3 separate regions of the Homo sapiens genome follow, and all the other regions are linked to region 3. A link is a loop called in an ENCODE intact Hi-C map of the cell type or tissue named here. Cell type or tissue: prostate gland. All regions are shown on one strand. Links, peaks and the distances in the headings refer to the core of each region. The heading gives the core; the rest is flanking DNA.

What was found. A loop is a pair of places that touch in the nucleus more often than their neighbours do. Peaks named below come from ENCODE experiments on the same cell type or tissue, not always from the same donor. Only the 100,000 strongest peaks of a DNase experiment are listed, where the experiment ranks them.
Region 1: it touches region 3 in a loop (8-fold over the local background); 88 of 110 quality-filtered maps call a loop at or near these places.
Region 2: a loop joins it to region 3, with 7 times the contacts of the local background. A loop is called at or near these places in 9 of 110 quality-filtered maps.

The regions. Positions count from the first base shown.
Region 1 is chr6:166,987,082-166,992,558 of GRCh38, forward strand. No RefSeq gene overlaps it. Among named protein-coding and RNA genes, the nearest start is that of MIR3939, 8.1 kb to the right of the region's middle. In prostate gland, for the core only: a CTCF peak has its summit at 2,731 (motif pointing left); a DNase peak (open chromatin) is centred at 1,840; H3K27ac peaks cover 1,274 bases.
Region 2 is chr6:166,860,071-166,865,547 of GRCh38, forward strand. It overlaps a transcript of RPS6KA2 not described here. Among named protein-coding and RNA genes, the nearest start is that of RPS6KA2-AS1, 41 kb to the right of the region's middle. RefSeq lists a silencer at 2,763-3,072. In prostate gland, for the core only: no CTCF peak of the experiment used is centred there; a DNase peak (open chromatin) is centred at 2,751; H3K4me3 peaks cover 1,336 bases; H3K27ac peaks cover 1,111 bases.
Region 3 is chr6:166,783,988-166,789,464 of GRCh38, forward strand. It overlaps a transcript of RPS6KA2 not described here. Among named protein-coding and RNA genes, the nearest start is that of RPS6KA2-AS1, 120 kb to the right of the region's middle. RefSeq lists an enhancer at 1-460. In prostate gland, for the core only: a CTCF peak has its summit at 2,900 (motif pointing right); a DNase peak (open chromatin) is centred at 2,924.

The DNA of each region.
Region 1 (5,477 bases), core at 184-5,183, 200 kb after region 3:
AATTGTGACAACTGGTGTATCTGAATAAATAGGTCTTTGTAGTATTCTTGCCATTTTTCCTTTAAGTTTGAAGTTTTTTCAAAATAAAACGTTTTTTAAAAAACCCTCCAACAGCTAACGTTACCTGGGTTATTAAGTCTAATAAACATGACTGACTTGCCCAAAGTCATATAGAACATTAATGTTTGGTCCAAAGCTGTCATGACACCTTGAAGTAGCCTTTTCTGAAAATGTTTAAATTTCTTTAAAATTTCTTGTGATCAAATTAATGTGTGAATATTTTTTATATCTAAAAAATAATGTTACGCGTAAACTTTGAAATTAAAAACTAACTTGGTATTTTGTTTGGGCCTGATAATTCCTGGCCGTAGGGGCTGTTCTGCACAGTGTAGGGTGTGTAGCGGTATCTCTGGGCTCTGCCAACTAGATGCCTGTAGCAGAGTGTCCCTCCCCCTACCCACAATCAAAATGTCTCCAGACCTTGTCAGATGTCCCCGGGGGAGGGCAAAATCGCCCCAATAAAGAACCACATTTCTAGAGTCAGTGTGATATAACAAAGTCAAAAGGGAAAAGAAGGCTGGTCACAGTGGCTAAGGTGACAAGGTCGCTTGAGCCCAGGAGTTCAAGGCTGCAGTGAGTCATGTTTGCACTACTGTGCTCCAGCCTGGGTGACAGAGTAAGACTCCTTCTCAAAAAAAAAAAAAAAAAAAAGGAAAAAAGAGATAAAGAGGCCGGCAATATGTGCAATATACATACATATGAAAAAAAATTTAAAGAGACCAAGGGTTTTTCCAATGGGTATATCCCAAACTTTGTCTTGTGTGTGTGTTTAATCCTTTTGTGCTCTTAGAGTTATTATCAGTCAAATATTCTATTTGACACACATTTTAGAGAATGAGTTTATAACCATTTTTGGAATTTAAATAGTACTGCCATCTAATGGTGTTAATCAATTAATTCCAGCCCTGATACACTGGCCAGATTCTGAGGCTGAATGTCAGATACTGAAGTAATGGGAGTTAAAACAGTGAGTCAAAACAGCGAGTTAACCACAAATCAAAGTAGTTCTTCAAGAAGGAGCAGTACAGAGCTTCCGACACACTGAGAATGTGCATTTCCAAGGTTTGAACGTACCATATATGGCTATGGTACCAGGCCTATGGCTTTTGAACCAATGAATTTTTTGTATACATGCACTTAGCAACACAATAATTACATTTATAAAGGGGGCTAGGCATTGTAAAGCTAAATAAATAACAAAATCCTCAGAGAATTAGTAAAAGAAAAACACTTTCATATTGTTCTCAGCATTTATTTTAAAACACCTAATTTGAAGGTATCAATTAACATAGCCAATTAACTGATAATATTAGCTATCCGTTTTCCCTCTAAAGCAGCCTTGTTGTCTGGGATATCAGCTGAGGTTTTTTGTCTCATGGCCACAGAAATGAAGAATGCAGACACACAAAGGGTGAAGTTAGAGAAGTGTAATAGGCAAAAGGAAAAGGACAGCTCTCTCTCACAGAGAGAGGTCCCAGACGGGTTGCCGTGCTGCAGTAAAATGGAGGGTTTTTATCAACGAGCTAGTAGGGAGCGGGTATCTTATCTACATAGGGCATGAAAACCTGGTTAGGACCAGGTGTGTCATCTGTATAGAGTGGAATCTCTGGCAGCCCCTACCCCATTCTTTTATCATGCAGGCAGGCTCTTAGCTTGGGCGACTCCACACTGCCTTTCTCCTTCCACCTTGCATGTGCTAACAAGAATAGGGGGAGTTTCCATGCCTTGTCCTGGGTACCTCCTTGCAGCTGCAGGCATTTCCCCCACCCCACCATGCAAGCTTCTAGCTAACCTTAGTGTGTCCCTGTCCAAAAAAGGGGAAAGGAATGTGCTCATTAAAGCCTACTGTTTTTACTGGGACCCATTTATGTAAGTTTGGTGACTACCCAAGAAACTCTCCCTCTGTGCCGGAGATGCTTATCTACATTATACAGTCCAATCTTCCAGGCTGCTCTTTGTTAAAAGAGAAGTGATTTATTTGGACTGCCTGTGGTTAGAATGGAAGTAATTTCTGAGCTGTTTTTTGTCAGAAGAAAAGCTTTTGTCAGGGACTCTTTCACCCTATCTACCTACCTAAATTATTTCTATCTCCTGTATTGCCTCTACCCATCTTAGTTCTCTGGCTGAGGTCCTGTAAATTAGACTGGCCAAAGACAGGTTTGTAGCCACAGACAAAACCCCTCAGACACCGAGTTGTAGAAGGAAGGGCTTTATTCAGCTGGGAGCATCAGCAGACTCACGTCTCCAAAAACCGAGCTCCCCAAGTGAGCAATTCCTTTCCCTCTTAAGGGCTTACAACTCTAAGGGGGTCCACATGAGAGTGTCATGATCGATTGAGCAAGCAGTGGGTATGTGATTGGGGGCTGCATGCACTGGTAATTACAATGGAACAGAACAGGACAGGGATTTTCACCGTGTTTTTCTTTTTCTATAAAATGTCTGTAATCTATAGGTAACATAACCGATTAGGTCAGGGGTTGATCATTAACTAGCATGTCCTGCCTTTAGGCAAAGAAAGGGAAGGCAGAGTTTTTCTTTTATTTGTTTCTTCTCAATCGTCTTCAGCTCAAAATAATCCTTATGCCAAAGAAGCATATGTTAGGGTGGCATATTCTGGTGTAACATCTTTGTCTCAGCAGGCAGTGAAAAATAATTTAAAAAGCCACCTTCTCTGCCTGCTGCACACTGCCCCTTGGTGGCCATCATTTTAACTGTCTTTGGTAAAGGTAGCTTTTCTTTTTTTTGCTTTGAGACGGAGTTTCGCTCTTACTGCCCAGGCTGGAGTGCAATGGCACATCTCGGCTCACTGCAACTTCCACCTCCCCAGTTCAAGCGATTCTCCTGCCTCAGCTTCCCGAGTAGCTGCAATTACAGGCGCCTGCCACCACACCCAGCTAATTTTTGTATTTTTAGCAGACGGGGGTGTTTCACCATGTTGGCCAGGGTGGTCTTGAACTCCCGACCTCAGATGATCCACCCGCCTAGGCCTCCCAAAGTGCTGGGATTACAGGTGTGAGCCACCATGCCCAGCCCAGAATGACCTTTGCTATCTCTTGCCTTCTGCATCTCTTCATTCAATCATTTTCTCTTAGTTTAATTCTAGTCAATTAAATTAAATTCTATAAATATTGAGAGAAAGCAAAATATCATGAAAAGAACATGAGCTGAAAACCAAATAGACTTGGGTGGTTCATCTCAGCTGCTAGCTGTGTGTCTGTGGGCATACTACCTAGCTTATTGGAACACTGTCTCATCTGTAAAATGGAGTTGTTTAAAAATAACTCAACATGCTCAGATCATGGAGAAAATGAAATTAGGTTGTATATTCAAAACAACTAATAATAGTTAATATTTTTATTATGTTATGATTGGGATTTTGAATACAATCTACTATCTAGCTATACATATTCACATCTACGGAGATTTTTATCCTAATTTACAAACAGAAAACTGAGGCAGAGAGACATTAGCTAACTTCCTGTGGTTAACATAACTAGTAAGTGGATTTGAACCCATGTAATGTGGCTGTAAAGTCCATGCTTTTAACCACTACACACAACCTGGTAAATCCTTGTTGAAATAAGAAAGCAATTTCAGTAAGTTGTACTGTACCAAAAGAAATGTGGAATTCATCTCTTTTCCCAACATGCTACTATCTTTTGAACATTTAAAAAAACTAATAGGCCATTGAGAACCTTATTTATTCACCACTACCTAAACTATCCTGATCTTTATGGGAACAGAATAGATGACTTCAATGAGAAGGCATTAATATTACTGAGTGCAGACTGAAAGACTATCTCGATGATTAACGACACATTTTCATTTTTTTTTTTTTTTTTTGAGATGGAGTCTCATTCTTGTTGCCCAGGCTGCAGTGCGGTGGCGTGATCTTGGCTCACTGCAACCTCCGTCTCCCAGGTTTCAAGTGATTCTCCTGCCTCAGCCTCCTGAGTAGTTGGGATTATAGGCACGCGCCACCACTCCCAGCTATTTTTTTGTATTTTTAGTAAAGATGGGGTTTCACCATGATGGTCAGGCTGGTCTGGAACTCCTGACATCGTGATCCACCCACCTCAGCCTCCCAAAGTGCTGGGATTACAGGCATGAGCCACCATGCCTGGCCTTCAATTTTTAACATTTAAGAAAAAGTGACATTCCAAGAATATGCAAGTGGAAAGCCAGAAAGCATTTCCCCTATCCTATCCTGAGTTTATTCTCATAAGAATCTAGTTGTTTAAAAACTAAGTTACTGGAACATATTTGTGATTAATTTTATGTGTCAACTTGACTGGGCCATAGAGTGCCCAGATACTTGCTGAAACATTATCCTGGGTGTGTGTATGAGGGTGTTTTGGGATGAGATTAACATTTAAATGGATAGCCTGAGTAAAGCAAATTGACCTCCCTAACATATGAGTGAGTCTCATCCAATCAGTTAGAAGCCTGAATAAAACAAAAAAACTGATCCTCCCTGAGTAAGAAAGAATCTCTCCTGCCTTCTGATCTTTTGACTGGGACATCAGCTTGTTTCTTGCCTTCAGACTCAGATTGAAACACTGACTCTTCCTGGATTTCAAGCCTGCTAGCCTCTGGTCAGGAACTATGCCATCAGTTCTCCTGGGTCTCCAGCTTGCTGGCTCATCCTGTAGACTTGCCAGCCTCAGTGATCTTGTGAGTCAGTTCCTTATATGAATCTCCTTATATATATACCCGTATACATACATATATCGTATTGGTTCTGTTTCTTTGGTAAACCCTAATACAATATTTATATTTCTTTGTTTTTTTTTTTAGACAGGGTCCCACTCTATCTCCCAGGTGGGAGTGCAGTGGCGAGATCATGGCTCACTGCAGCCTCAACCTCCCAGGCTCAAGTGATCCTCCCACCTCAGCCTCCTGAGTAACTGGGACTACAGGCCATGCCATCACGCTTGGCTAATTTTTGTATTTTGTGTAGAGAGGGGTTTTGCCATGTTACCCAGGCTGGTTTTGAACTCCTGAGTTCAAGCAATCTGCCCACCTCACCCTCCCGAAGTGTTGGGATTACAGGTGTGAGCCACCGCCCCGGCCAATATTTATATTTCTCAGACGCATCCTCTTTTTTCCATGTTCACTTGTGCAATTTTAGTTGATGTCCTTCTTCTTTCCTGGACTATTGGAATAATTTCCTTGTTCCAGTGTCAGTACATCCAATTCACCCATCCCCTCCTTGCTTCTGGAGTGCTCTTTCTAAATACAAATAGGCTAATGACATTTTGCTTTTAAACTTGTTTAGCACGCTATTTCACACCTTCAAGATGAAAGTCAAATTCATTAGATTGGTGGATAAAGTCCTTCCCAATCCAGTCATTTCTTCATCTCCAGCCACGCCACACTACCTGCCACTTCTTGCACAGAGCAATCTGCCTTAGCCT
Region 2 (5,477 bases), core at 301-5,300, 76 kb after region 3:
GACAAAACTAGAGAGGAAATTCAGACTGTGAATTCCAAAACACAGAGGATTTTGTGGATTTGGAAATTTCCTCAGAAACTTGAAGTACCTCATGGTTAATATTTAAGCTTTCATTTTTCTATAGAAAGAACTCTGGTTTTCTGGGTTCCAAGTAAATAGGAATTTAACACTGTCCATACTCCACCAGCTGTGCTCTCCTGAAAAAATTCAGCTAAGAAGCCTGAAAAAAATTTATTTTGCTTCAAGAGCTATTTAATGTATCCAATTTTCCTCAAAACCTTTACCATCTGCCCTCTCCTGGGGCTGGCAAGGCAGGGCAGACCATCAGTCAACTCGGCTCCAAATTCTTGCCACTTGCAAGTGCTTTCTAGGCTCATGGCATGGTTTTCAAATCATGGGAATCTATTCATTGCTGATCCATTTATGAGCGATTTGAGAAATATGTGAAACACAAGCTGCTCCTCATGGCTTTGGTCACTGGAAATAATGTAAAGACCAGGGTCCCACCTGGAATTGTAAAGCCCCTGGCCCCCTCTCTCCCATCCTTTCTGAGCCCAGGGCGGAATCCTCCCTCTGGACAAGCCCTTCATTCGTGAGGGCTGAGCACCTTACAGCTTCAGCACAAGCCAATGTGCTGACGATGACCAGCTGGGCTATAGGAAGCACTAGTAAATGAGAAAAGAACTTCTAGCTGATCACTTGCTCGTTCACTAATTCAATATTTAGAAAAATTGAATCTCTCTCTCTCTCAAAAAAAGTAGACTTGAAATGGCAACCGCAGTAAGGGAATGGATCTTTCCAAGGCACCATCCTCAACACCAAGAACAACCCCATGTACAAACAGAAGAATCAGTAACAGTAGGGAGCCCTGGTGTCATCCTTCTCCCACCCCAGGTACTTTCCATGAGCAGCAGTATCTGGGCTGTTCCATCTAAAACAAATGGACTTCAATGTCCGTGCTATGCCCAACAGTCTCTGCTAAACATCAATACATATGTCGAGCATTATTTAGCTTGGCTTTCCAAGAAAACTATTCAATATGAAGCATTCAGTAAATTCTCTTCTAAAACAGAATCTCTCATTCAGTTCAAAGGTATGTTATGTGACTATCTCAAGACGTACATATAAGAATAAATAAAATTTAAAATAGCATTGAATTTATAAGTACAGTGCTGGGAGTAGGAGATAGGCAAAAATTAAATTGGACTTTGAGGAGGTTTGGTGAGTGATTACAAATGAGCCATGTTTAAATGCCATTTGAGTTGCTATAAACACAGAACAGGTATATCTAATAATTTAGTAGACGTTAATAAATTTGGGGAACTTTCTCTTCTAGGAAAATGTATGTTGACCATCTCCAATTCAAATGGAGCAAATCAGATTCCGTGGAGCAGAGGTTTGCGTGTCCCCAGGGAAGCATGGAGTGAAAAACTCTCAGCAGTGATTCCTGCACACCCACCAGCCCTGGGACGGGCAAGGAACACTTTGATTTCATTATCTTTTCTGTTTATCTTTAATCACACCTCTTTATCTGACCATTCATCCTTTTAAGGTTGCATTATCTTTTTTCGTTTAAGATCACATTATCTTTATGCTCTCTGTTCCTTGATTCATCATTGATTTTTGCCTTCTGGTTTCATCTTTCACTGTAGCAAATGGAAGGCTTCTAATTTAAAGCCACTTGTTGAAGGAAAATCAAACTGATGCAGATTAGTTTGGAAACGGGAATACTTTAAGACTTACATAGACTTTAAGAAGCATCCTGAAGTTTCCTTAAGGGCAACAATTTGTTTCTTGTACTCATTATCATTTATGTATTTACACCACACACAATGCCGTGCGTGTATACACACGCAATGTTTATCCATGTGCATACACAACGCAACATATACATCCACACACACTGGATAGCCAACTCTCTGACCCATCATAGTCACCTAATGGACATGAACTGATTATAGTAAATGAGCAATGCATTGGCTGCAGAGTTCGGATTCTTGAGGATGCTGTGAAAAGTGCGTTCTCTCCTGCACTCACCTCTATTTCCATAGGCTCCACCTCGATCTTTTTCCATAGTTCCAGCAACTGTGCGATTGGCATTTTTAAACTTTCCTTTTCTGCTGGTCGAGTATTGATAGTAGGAAAGGAAATAAACAGAGGCTCGGACCGGCACAGGGGGACGGCCAGACGGGATGTCGGAAGCCAAGGGACGCAGAGGCCGGCGGGTGGCGGCGATGGAGAGGACAGATCCGGCTCCCAGAGGAGGTCGTGAGCGCGGGGCCTGCGCCGGCCGGAGGAGGGACCCGGGGGGCTGCAATATGGCTGCTCGGGCGCCGTCCCCTCCCTGCCAAGCCAGGGCTCTGGGGAGCTGCTGCCGCTTCCCGCTCGGGCTGGGGCGAGGAAAGGAGGGGACGGCGCTGCGGCTTCGGAATCTGTACTGCGACTTTGGCAGAGTAAACGCTGCACTTGCAGCTTCGAATTGAATTTCCTGCCTCTCCCCCCTCCCTTCCCTGGCCACGCTCTTCCCTCCTCCCCTCACTATTTTACCTTAATTGGCTCTAAACGAGGGTGAAAGTTGAGTCTGAGGATGCCGCTGCCATAGAAACTGCATAGCAACCAAGGGCTGGGGAGGCGGGGGGGGGGGGCGGCAGGTCTTTCCCCCCCACCCCCAGCACGCGCACACCCTTCCCCACCTCCCCAGCCCGCCGCGCCTCCCCGGAGACCCACACCGCCACCTCCCGCCGCAGAACGGGAGGGACAGGAACACGGACGGAGGGACCGGGACGAGGGGAGGGCTCCACGCAGCACAGCTGCTTTCCTGCGGAGCGTTCAGGAGACTCGGGCACCTCTGGAAGCGCTGCGGACTGAGCTGCCCGCGGCTGCCCCCGCCCCGAGGGCCGGGACAGCACCTCAGGAGAAGAGGGACGAAGAGGGACGACAGACAAATAGCTGGGGAGAGGCGGGGGGGGGCGGCCCGTGGGGTCCGCTGGGCCCTACCCAGCCCTGCCCGGAGCTGCCCGAAACAGCACTCAGGCCTCTGCGGGCCAGGATGAAAGGCACGTGGGCCGCTGGGGCTCCCAGTGGCAGGGCCCGAGGGACAGAAACATTAATTCAAACAACGTGTATCCTGCCCCTCAGCTCCTTCAGGTCTCCACCCCGTCCTATTTCACAGGTGACAAAGTCCTGAGGCTCAGAGAAGGAACCCCCGAAGACACAGCCAGGCGCCTGCGGGAGAGCAAGGCCTCCTGGGCCACCGCTCCTTGGAAAGGAACCAGGGGAAAATTCCCCTCCCTGTTTCCCTTTTTTGGGTTGTGGAGTGGGGGGATCTCTCTTGCCTCCCTCCTTACTCCCTTCTGTCCTGGATAATGAAAGGTGCGTGCGGGTGAAAGACATATTCATTTCTCCAATCGTCCAAGTGCTAATCCTGAAGCATTATGGTTCCCTCTTTTAGGAAAGGGTGTTAAAGTTAACACAATTTAATGCTGCTTTGGGAGTAAGTGTATTCATTTCTATAGCAAATTCCTTTATCTTTGAGAGAAATATCTTTTTAAAAATAGCTTAATGTTCTCCAAAATTATCAATCCCTTTTTCTTTTTCGACTTTATGCAATCACTAAGAAATTCAATTCACTGGAAAAAAAGAAAAACCCAAATCCCAGATACTTTGTATCTCATAGCAAAGTAGAGTCCAAAGTTAACAGAGGGGTTCTGTACTTGGTGTTGATTTATGACAGTCACTTTATCTTTCTACAAAATTAGGCCAGAAGGACCTTTAAAATCAATTGCATTCAGAATTTTAAAAATAGCAATATTGTTCGTTTTCAAATTGGAGATTCTGTGATTGACAGAGCAGAGTGAAGGTTTTCTTGTGTTAACAATCATAAGGTGATTTTGTACATGCTGTAAAAGGTCACAGATTAAAAACAGACAAAGCCAGGGTGGTGGCTCATGCCTGTAATCCCAGCACTTTGGGAGGCCAAGGCGGGCGGATCACCTGAGGCGGGAGTTCGAGACCAGCCTGGCCAACACGGTGAAACCCCGTCTCTACTAAAAATACAAACTTAGCCGGGCGTGGTATCGCATGCCTGTAACCCCAGCTACTAGGGACGCTGAGGCAGGGGAATTGCTTTAACCCAGGGGGCGGAAGTTGCAGTGAGCGGAGATCACGCCACTGCACTCCAGCCTGGGCAACAGCGCGAGACTCTGTCTCAAAAAAAAAAAAATGGTTTTTGGTTTTTCTGTAAAAAAGCTAGGAGAGTCACTCATAAAAGACAGTGAAGAGATGTCAAGAATCTTTAATCTGATGGTAAAAATGTGGACTCCTGAAGGCAATGGGAAAGAAATGAACTCAGATTCTTTACTGTGTATTTACAAAGACTCCAGCTTCTGGAAGTTTCCACAAGTGCTCTGTTGTGGAAGAAGGAAATAGAGGTCCTTTATATGAGGGAGGAAAAGTCCTTTGGACGGGCTGTCTTGTGATTGGCAGTGTGTCCTAGGAAACTTGAGGGAAGCCCAGCTCCTGGGAGGCCATGGGTGAACAGCCTGCCAGAGTCCCTAGCAAAAAAGAGCTCATTTTAAGGGGTATCTTAGGAATTGCTGAAAATGTGGCTCATAATTTAGCATGGTGTTTTTTTTAACTATGCAAATATGACACTAATCAACAGACTGCACATTATTTGGGCATCTCACAGGCAAGCAGAGAGCCTGGAGAGATGAAGCGATCACCAGGGAGTGAGACGAGAGTTCATGTGGCCAGGGCTCTGGGCTGGAATTCCCACACTTACTCCCTGCACTGCTGCCTTGTAAAACACCTACGGGGTCCTCCCAAAGCAGAAACCTCCCGGATGGGTTCCTTTCCATCAGCTTTTTACATGCAAGGCACTCCCAGGGCTGCTGCCCACCAAGATGCAGTACCAGGTGTGCCAGACACTGGGGAAGGGGACCTGGAAACAGCCAGAAAATAAAACAAAATAAAATGCAACAAACTGAAATCTTCAAAAGGTGATATTGATCTGGGAAAACAGCCCCACTTATAAAGTTTGTGTTGGGAAAGGTAAACAATTAGAGGTAAGAAGGAATAATTTTTCTGAAAGGAAATAATGATTACATTTAAATACCTACGAAGATAAAGATTCAAATAAAGAACCCAGGAAATTAGATGCGTTGGAATTAAAATGTTCAAATAAATCCCAAGAAAACTTGAACAATCTTTTTCTTTCTTTCTTTTTTTTGAGACAGGGTGTCACTTTGTCACCCAGACTGTAGTGTAGTGGCACGATCTCAGCTTACTGCCTTCTCGACTTCCTGGGCTCAAGAGATCCACCCTAGCCTCCCAAGTAGCTAGGACCACAGGCGCATACCACCACACCACTCATTTTTGTGTGTGCGTGTGTTTTCTGTAGAGACAGGGTTTTGCCATGTTGCCCCGGCTGGTCTCAAACTCTTGAACTCAGGCAATCTGCCGGCTTCGGCCTCCCA
Region 3 (5,477 bases), core at 259-5,258:
CACGTGCACACCTACGCATCACCACATATGCACACGTGCACACCTACGCATCACCACATATGCACACGTGCACACCTACGCATCACCACATATGCACACGTGCACACCTACGCATCACCACATATGCACACGTGCACACCTACGCATCACCACATATGCACACGTGCACACCTACGCATCACCACATATGCACACGTGCACACCTACGCATAACCACATATGCACACGTGCACACCTACGCATAACCACATATGCACACGTGCACACCTACGCATAACCACATATGCACACGTGCACACCTACGCATAACCACATATGCACACGTGCACACCTACGCATAACCACATATGCACACGTGCACACCTATCTATACCACATATGCACACGTGCACACCTATGCATAACCACATATGCACACGTGCACACCTATGCAGAACCACATATGCACACGTGCACACCTATGCAGAACCACATATGCACACGTGCACACCTATGCAGAACCACATATGCACACGTGCACACCTATGCAGAACCACATATGCACACGTGCACACCTATGCAGAACCACATATGCACACGTGCACACCTATGCAGAACCACATATGCACACGTGCACACCTATGCAGAACCACATATACACACGTGCACACCTATGCAGAACCACATATACACATGTGCACACCTATCTATACCACATATATACACGTGCACACCTATGCATAACCACATATGCACACGTGCACACCTATCTATAACCACATATATACCTATGTATGCATGTCTATACATGAGACCAGAGAAGTCCCGCAGTGGTCTCCATGTCTCATCCAGGACAGAGGAAGCATTCTACCGAGTAAATTTATGAATAAGTTTGGCTTGATGAGTGCATTTGTGATGAATAATCCCTGTTTGCCTCACTTTGCATGTGCTTCCTGGCTTCTGTTGTACACGGGCTGAGCTGGGGCTGGGAGGATGGTTCTGATGTCAGGAAAATCCCCAGCTTGCCCTGGCTGTCAGGTCCTTCTTAGAGCAGGTTGTAGCTATTGGTCACTCTCTGTATACACGTGTCTGTATATGTGTAAATCTTTCTGTGTTTGCGTCTACCTATCTGTCTGCATCTTTTTAGATCTGTTTCTTTGGAGAGCACTGACTAGTACAATCCCATTTGCTTGTAAAGGCAGTCTCATTCTGAAATAAGACAATCTTCCGAATTCTTGATGTAAGCCTCTGCCTGTCTGGGACATTCCCCGGAAAGCAGGGGAGGGACTTGGCGCTTCTTCTCTTCACCCCTCATGTGCCACCCCCCACTAGGCTGCCAAGGCAGGTCACCCAGTTCTGCCGGCCTCAGTCTCCTCCCTAGGTCGCTGGCTCCAGGTTTGAAAAGATGTGTATAGGGCAGGGATTATTGGCTCTTTCAGTTTATGGGAGCTGTTGCTCCTTTCTTCTACTTACTTGAGGGTTTATTATTTTTTAAGTAATTACTTTCCATAGACAATGGACCAGAAAACACCTGAAAGATAGCGACTAAGTTCAAGGTTGCTCCACGCCAGGCATGGTGCTCCTGGTTCGAGAGCTCCACTCACGTGGTCCTTACGAGAATCTGAGCAACATGAACACCGTTTTTCAGCTGTTGAACCTAAGACTGAACAAGGTTAAATAATTTATCCAAAGTCACAAGCTAGTAGTTGCAGAGCCAGCATTTGAAGTCAGACTTAGCTGAGTCCAAGCCCGTATTCTTAAGCACCACAATTTGCTTCCAGGCATCTTGTTTCTATAAAGCACTCAATGATTTTACTACAACGATCTTATTTATATGAGACTTAAGTCATTCAAATATGTTTTTAGGACATGTTAGTATAAAGACAAGGTATTGCCAAAAAGATTTTTTACCTTTCTTCCTTTTTGTTCTAGAAGGTCAATAATGAAATCTAACAAAATAATAATAAAAATAGCAGATAATAATCAATTAAATAACATTTGGTTTTATTTTCTTTTTAAAAATCTAAGAAAAAAGGGGTTCTGACAAATGTGACCAGAAAACCATACAATTCAGATATCCTTTTTCAACAATCATTTATGGGTGTTTCTTGTTATTTGAGAAAATTGAGTTAGGAACAGTGACTCCTCCAATCCACTTACAGTATGGAAAGCTGATATCACAGTACATTTTAAGTCCTTCTGTGGTGAACAGTCTCCTTTTATTTTGCTAATCATCATGGAGCAGAACTAAATATGAACACAGGAGTGGCAGCCTGGCTCAGCCAGCCCAGAAAAATGTCTTTAAAAATGAACTTGTCTAATAAACCTTAATTCCAAATACAGAACATAAGGAAGGAGAATTTACAAATCATGGTATTAGCAGTAAGAAAAGCAAACCAGTTAAAAGGAGTTAATAGAGAATAATGATTGTTAATATGGCCATGAAAATGGGAGAAAATGGTGACAAAACTGATTATCAAAGTAGAAAAGGTAACAAAATAATTCATGAATGATATCACGGATGCAAAAAAAAAAATTCTGATTGCATCAACAAAGATTTGTAGACGGTTGGGAGTAGTATGGAAGGAAGAATGTAAAAGTATTCTTTTTTGTAATTTACTTCAAACATTGCTAGGTTAATAGATATTGCCATTTTATAGTAGTATAAACAAAAATGCTACAATTATACTTTTAAAAGATGCATACCTTCCACATCACAGGAGGAAAAAAATGCTTAAAAAAATCATCATAGCAAAAGTGAAGAAAACTGAATTATGTCATGATAAATTTTTAGTAATTGTGTAATTTAGTGCTCAAAAATAGTTTAGTTCAGGTGTTTTATGCTTAATTTTGGTTACTTTCATCAGTAGAGTAATATATATAATTCCAGTTCCACATTTTTGATCCTCATGACCACTAGAGGGCAGAAGAGAAAAGTACAAGAGGCCCGAGATAGGTCAAATGAGCCTGATGCCATTTTGCAATGTGGGTTTTAAATGGCCTTCCCAACCAGGAATTCTGATTCGTGGTAGACACAGCTATGTCGGTGTGCCAATATGTGTATAGAAAACTCAATCCAGAATTTAAATATTTTTCCTAAATTAGGCCTTAAAATATTATTTTGCATAAAATAAGATGTAAAATAAGCATGTTTATATAAAAATATTCAAATTATTTGACCCAATAACTTCTAGGAGTTTATCCAAAGATAAAGACTGATGTATGTGGATGTTTATCATAGTGTTTTTTTTATCATGATGTATAATTGAAAATTTACCTAAGTAATCAACAATAGGGGATTGTACTAATAAATTATGGTACAGCTATATGATGGAAAACTCTAGCTGCTTTTAAAAATATTTAAGTGTTTTGGGGAAAAGTTATGAAATGTTAAGAGAATATTATAAAAAGTATGATTTGATATTTATGAATTATATAAACTGTGTTGATTTAAATATAGAAACATATCTAGATACTGATGATAAAAATATAAGTCTGGCTGTGGGAGTACAGATATAGAAGTAGAAATGTTCCAAAAAAAAAGGTCACAGTTGAAAAAAATATACCCCCTGTTAAAAGTTACTGTCTCTTCTTTATTACATTTAAATTTATTTTAAGCATTTATACCCTTCACTGGGAAAACTGACTAGCCATAAGCAGAAAACTGAAACTGGACCCCTTCCTTACACCTTATATGAAAATTAACTCAAGATGGAGTAAAGACTTAGATGTAAAACCCAAAGCCATAAAAACTCTAGAAGAAAACCTAGGCAACACCATTCAGGACATGGGCATGCGCAAAAACTTCATGACTAAAACACCAAAAGCAATGGCAACAAAAGCCAAAATTGACAAATGGGATCTAATCAAACTAAAGAGCTTCTGCGCAGCAAAAGAAACTAGCATCAGACTGAACAGGCAACCTAAGGAATGGGAGAACATATTTGCAATCTACTCATCTGACAAAGGGCTAATATCCAGAATCTACAAAGAAGTTAAACAAATTTACAAAAAAAAAAAAAAAAAACCAACCCATCAAAAAGTCGGCAAAGGATATGAACCGACACTTCTCAAAAAAAGACATTTATGCAGCCAACAGACATATGAAAAAAAGCTCATCATCACTGATCATTAGGTATTATGATTAGGCAAATCAAAACCACAATGAGATACCATCTCACACTAGTCAGAATGGCAATCATTAAAAAGTCAGGAAAAAATAGATGCTGGTGAGGCTGTGGAGAAATGGGAATGCTTTTATGCTGTTGGTGGGAGTGTAACTCGGTTCAACCATTGTGGAGGACAGTGTGGCGATTCCTCAAGGATCTAGAACAAGAAATATCATTTGACCCAGCAATCCCATTACTGGGTATAGACCCAAAGGATTATAAATCATTTTACTATAAAGACACATGCACACCTATGTTTATTGCAGCACTATTTACAATAGCAAAGACATGGAACCAACCCAAATGCCCATCAATGATAGACTGGATAAAGAAAATGTGGTACATATACACCATGGAATACTATGCAGCTATAAAAAAGAATGAGATCATGTTCTTTGCAGGGACATGGATGAAGCTGGAAGCCATCATCCTCAACAAACTAACACAGAAACAGAAAACCAAATACTGCATGTTCTCATTCATAAGTGGGAGCTGAACAATGAGACCACTTGGACTCAGGGAGGGGAACATCACACACCGGGGCCTGTCCGGGGTGAGGGGCAAGGGGAGGGAGAGCATCAGGACAAATACCTAATGCATGTGGGGCTTAAAACCTAGATGACAGGTTGATAGGTACAGCAAATCATCATGACACATGTATGTATATGTACCAAACCTGCACATTCTGCACATGTATCCTGGAACTTAAAGTAAAATAAAAAATAAAAATAAAATAGGTGGGTGGAGCCAAGATGGCTGAATAGGAACAGCTCCAGTCTACAGCTCCCAGGGTGAGTGACGCAGAAGACAGGTGATTTCTGCATTTCCATCTGAGGTACCAGGTTCATCTCACTAGGGAGTGCCAGACAGCGGGCACAGGACAGCGGGTGCAGCATACCGTGCGCGAGCTGAAGCAGGGCGAGGCATTACCTCACTCGGGAAGTGCAAGGGGTCAGGGAGTTCCCTTTCCTAGTCAAAGAAAGGGGTGACACACGGCACCTGGAAAATCGGGTCACTCCCACCCTAATACTGCACTTTTCCCACGGCCTTAAAAAACAGCGCACCAGGAGATTATATCCCACACCTGGCTCGGAGGGTCCTACGCCCACGGAGTCTCGCTGATTGCTAGCACAGCAGTCTAAGATCAAACTGCAAGGCTGCATCGAGGCTGGGGGAGGGGCGCCCGCCATTGCCCAGGTTTGATTAGGTAAACAAAGCAGCTGGGAAGCTCGAACTGGGTGGAGTCCACCACAGCTCAAGGAGGCCGGCCTGCCTGCCTCTGTAGGCTCCGCCTCTGGGGGCAGGGCACAGACAAACAAAAAGACAGCA